Linked DNA regions of Mus musculus: region 1 is linked to region 2. Evidence: chromatin loops called from intact Hi-C (ENCODE). Cell type or tissue: left cerebral cortex. All regions are shown on one strand.

Region 1 (2,500 bases), 1.1 Mb after region 2:
CATAGTTGAGGATGACCGTGTACTTCTCATCTTCCTGCCTTTACCTCCTGAGTGCTGGAGTTAAAGGCATATGCCAGCCCACTCTGTTGATGTGGTGCCGGGGACAGAACCCAGGTCTTTGTGCTTGCGATGCAGGTGCTCCATCAGCTAAGCTTCCAACCCTTTTTGCCTTGATGTCACACTGTCACAGAGAGGTTAGGTTCCCAGCCATCCACTGGAGGGTACCCAGTGCCTCTCAGAGAACATGACAAATGCGGACCTATGACTGGATCCACTCTGCCTGCTACTGCAAGGCAGTCTCCACTACGCACCACCTCCAGTTAGCTCATCGTTAACGCCACAGAACGGAGATCGTGTTTGTACGTAACCCTTCCACCTTCCTGATTTTTCCCCTCTCAGAAGCTACGATTGGAGCAAAGAAAAGACAGAATATTAAAATTCCAGTTTTGCATTGCTGAACTACTTTCCCAAAGACTCTGACTGGTTAATTCTCACTGAGTGCTTGTCTAGCACCCACCGAGTCTTAGAATCCATCTCCAGCACCATGTAAACACACACACACACGCACACACACACACACACACACACACACGTGCGCATATATATGCATGCTTTTTATTCCAGCACTAAAATCATTCCATTGGATCCAAATGGCACCTTTGAGAGACTTGGAGGCAGACAGAATGGCACATCCTAAATTTGTCTATGAATACAGAGGTGTAACTTTTTGAGGTATCAAACCCTTAGAGATCCTTGGTACCACAGCCTGGATGCGTGCAAAAATAAAAATATAACCTCTGGGTAAGCTACAGTCTCTGGAAGTTCTTTTTTGAAGCCACCAAGAGCTTTCAGCCTTCTTGTGGTGTGATGGGTTCTGCCCTCTGTACTGCAGGTTCATTTCCTGTTTACTCATGCAATTACTTGGTCTTTCATAGGAGGGGTTTCCGTTAACTTTCAAACTACATTTCACATTCAGTGTTGATGTCTCAGCTTCCAGATGTAAATCTGTGAGACACTACAAAGCATATCTCAGAGGTATTCTTGGTATAAGAGAAAATCCATACTGATGTCGATTATTGGTGGCCTGAGGAGCTGAACAATCTTTAGGATGTTTGTGTACTGATTTTTCACTCTTGAAACACCACAGAAGTACCTCGGTGTCTATAGAAAACAACTTAAAGACCTTGTTTCAAATAACGCCCTAAGATTATTTTTGTGTAGAAGACGCGGACTGTTTCTATGGAAACAGGTTTTCTCTATTTCGTTCCGCTGCTGCCATCTAGAGGACAGGAGAAGTACAGCAAGTCCTAATGCGTCATTTTCCCCTGACCCAACCCCGCACCGTTGCCTGCTGCCCTTGAGTTAGTACCGCCCTGCTTATCTCCTGCCCTTTCTCAGTTTACATCACAGGGTTCTTGCCCAGAGAATAGATTGATCCTGTCCAGCTGAGCACAGGCGGATGCAGAGTGAGCCTGGTGCCTCTCAGTCCTCTCACACCTGTGGCTCCTCTCTCATCACGGATGTGAAGTAGGAAAGAGGTAGTTGATGAACTTGCTGTGGGATTCTTGGTGCCCGGCAGAATTCCTATGGAGGTTGCCAGGCACTGGAACCTTTTAGAAGGATTAGAATGTCCCCTTAAAGAATTCCCTTGCAGGGCTGGATTGGCTACCTTGCGAGCACAAAGTGATCTTGGTACCTCCCCCAGTCTCTCGACCACGCTGTGTTGCGCTTCCTGTTCAGTGAGCTGAGCCACCAGGGGTTCTCACCTGAAGCTGGGCAGGTGGCCCGACAGCTTCTTGAAGTTTTTCTGTGTCCTAATCTGTGAGCCAAAAGAAACTGCATAAAGTGTACCGTTTCAGAAATTGTTTTAAACTAACAGGAAGTGAACCTGCAGGCTTCCATCTCATCTGTTTTTAGGAAGAGACTTCTAGATTGAATACATAAAAGCCAAGTGGCAATAAAATTATGCATATCTCAGTTGCTCCATCAGTAATGGCACCAAGGCGCCTCAAAGTCGATACACAAGACGCTCCTCCCCAGGGATACCCACTGCCCCCTGGAACTTGCTATAATAGAGCATCCGTACCATTTTGCAGAAATTATTTAATTTTCTGCCTTCCACACAAAGCTATTGGCCTTCATCTGCTGATGATTGTTGTAGCCCTTACACCGAATAGACATCCCATGAGCGTTGTTAATGAATACATGAAGAGTATAGTTTAAAACCTTTAAGTTAGTTTCACCAGTTCTCAGAGTAGTTTAGTGTGGAACATTCCCATAATAGCGTAATTGCAGGTCAGTAGGCAGCCACTTCTGACAGGTGTGAGGTTACAAGGCTGGAGCCTCTGATCTGTCATTAGCTTCTTTACACCATCCCTGTCATTAGAAGGTGTGTTTGGACAAATTGTAACAAGTTTCTTAAGTGCAGACCAGCCGCAGTGCTGAAGCAGTAACACCTCTCTCCCCAGCATGGGGTAGTTAAACGGAGGGCTAGTTGGAG
Region 2 (2,500 bases):
CTACTAAAAGACAAGACCAGATCATTTGTCCAAATGAAGGGTTTATCGCTGGTGGAAAAACGAACATAATTTCTTCAACATTAAAAGGACAATAGAGGCTTGGGCCTGGTTAGGGTAACTGGTACCAAAAATGGGCGACACACTATCTGCAAGGGGGGACAGCCTGAGGGGGAGTTCAAGTGGGTGACACACTATCTGCAAAGGGGACAGCCTGAGGGTTAGTTCTGGGCTGAGCTGTGTGGAGCTTTGTGCAAGGAGAGCTGCTTCCTCTCTTCATGTACCCATCCCAGGAGCTACATGTTCCACTGTGGCCCTTTGCAATGGGAAAAGAAAAGCTGCTACTGGTCAATACTCCTTTACCCCGAGCACTGAAGAAGGGCCTCCTTTCCTTCTTCATCTTGAAACAGCACTTGCTTTTACACACACACACACACACACACACACACACACACACCGGGCCCCCACAAACAGGAAATTAGAAAAATCCCTTCACAGAGGTTGCAGAGATGCAACAGGCCATCCTAAGGAGGTTTTCCCAGGCTTCTCTGGAACTGTGAAGGGGAACAGGTGCCCCTTGACCCCACCCCACCCCATGATTCAGATGACAACCCCTATCTCTGAGAGGTTGAAGCCATGGCATGCCCTGGCTCACACCAGGCCGAGAGCTGCAGAGGGCCCAGTATGTAATTTCTGCAGCATGCGTGAGATTTTACACCACAGACACTCTGCAGAGGTTCGTGGGGTGTCACGAGGACTGTTCTGTGACAGTTCTTGCTTTTGCCCTTACTGTCGCTTTACCTCACATTTCTTTGCTGTTTGTGTTGTTGAGAGGGAGGTAATCACGTTTTTAGATGGGTTTCATTCATACGACCATAGTCTTAGGGTGACCTCAGAGATGGAGCCGGAAATGGCAGCTGTGGATGATGTGGAAAAGTGGCAAACAAACAGACACACTTTGGTATAGACAACAAATATTCATTTCTGTTACCTAAAGAGATCGTTTTACTTAATGATTTTTAAATTTTTTTAACGTTTCATTCTAAACTTAATCAAATTGTTAATTTTTCACACAAAATAAAACAAAACAACAACAACAACAACAAAAACCAACAAAAAAGCAACAAACAAAAAACCCATAGACGTTAGGAAGAAATCTGGATGTCACGCATCCTGAATCTTCAGTGATTTTAAAGTTTCACCAGGGGGCGCTCCCACTTCACAGCCCAGAGGCAGGAAGGACAAAGGACCACAACTGTCTCATGCTTAACTTGCGGGCATACACTGTCTTGTTTGCATTTTCAACTCTTTCTCTTCTTCTCTCTCTCTCTCACACACATTGTATAAAAAAGCCCCAGTGAGCTTACGCATGCCTCCCTTAAACACTGGAGCACAAACTAACACCACCACAAAATTAGCAAACACAGACAATTGTGAATTACATTGCTCCTGGCACAGGCCACGGAGTTATGTGAAATCTGCATTGAATTTTTGGTTGTCAACATCAGTATAAGAGTACATTAACATAGGATATCAAAAAATATGTCTCTGCTGGGCCACCCTGGGGCGAAACCTGTGGTTGCTCTGCATTGGTCTCTGGGTGGTACCAGCTTCTTCACCCTCTGTGGTAAATCTTTTGGTCAGCCCAAGTCGCAAGAAAATGCAGAGTCAGGAAACAGACTAATTAAAGAAAATTCCCCAAGGACAACCCAATGACAGAGCCTGAGAAGGAATTAGTCCCGAAGCCTGCTTTTCAATTCGTGTATAAGTTTCATACATTAAGAAGCCTGACGATCGTTTTGAACACACGATTTAGGCAAACAATAAATAGAACATTTCTTGTGGGAAGGAAATAAGGTATTTCAAAGTCAGAAGGGAGAGAGCACAGTTTGCCAAGTGTAGAACCCCACAGAGTCCTCTGGCCTGGAGTTTCAAACTGATCCAAACCCTTTGGGGGTTTGAATTTCTTTGCTGTTGGCAAAACACAATTCCTGCTTCAAAGAGAACCGGCATTATGAAGGCCTGTTACAGAAGCCTCAGAAGACTTCTGGGGCACCAAATCACTCTTACAAAACACCATTTTGATGAGTTTAGTACAGATTAATGAAAAACATATGGATTAAATTTTTCTTTAAAATTACATTGGTTCATCACATGAGCAGAAGGGGCTGTAAAAAGGCATCCCAGCCTTACAGAGCTCTGGACACTTTAGCCGTGGTTTCGGGCGCTTCTCAGGCAGATACGGCTCCCCGGCATTGTGGTCCATAGAGGACGTGGAATCCGTCCCTCTGCCTTGGGCTTGGCAAACACCAGTGGGTAGTCTGAGCAGAACTTCAGGTTTCTTCCGCAAGGGTGAAAAACCAACTCGTGTGGCCTGGCAGTTTGTATTGTCTGATCGAGAGGCAATGCCTCTCAAGTAGTTGAGAACTTCTCCAAAAACGCATGACAACAGCTAATTATTCATTCTTTTCTGAGGGCCCCAGAAGGACAATATATCTGTTAC

What was found. A loop is a pair of places that touch in the nucleus more often than their neighbours do. Peaks named below come from ENCODE experiments on the same cell type or tissue, not always from the same donor. Only the 100,000 strongest peaks of a DNase experiment are listed, where the experiment ranks them.
Region 1: it touches region 2 in a loop (2.9-fold over the local background); 16 of 42 quality-filtered maps call a loop at or near these places.

The regions. Positions count from the first base shown.
Region 1 is chr3:33,955,250-33,957,749 of GRCm38, reverse strand. No RefSeq gene overlaps it. Among named protein-coding and RNA genes, the nearest start is that of Gm23175, 2.7 kb to the left of the region's middle. In left cerebral cortex, a CTCF peak has its summit at 1,288 (motif pointing left); a DNase peak (open chromatin) is centred at 1,289.
Region 2 is chr3:35,102,139-35,104,638 of GRCm38, reverse strand. No RefSeq gene overlaps it. Among named protein-coding and RNA genes, the nearest start is that of Gm35255, 150 kb to the right of the region's middle. In left cerebral cortex, a CTCF peak has its summit at 1,203 (motif pointing right); a DNase peak (open chromatin) is centred at 1,217; H3K27ac peaks cover 751 bases.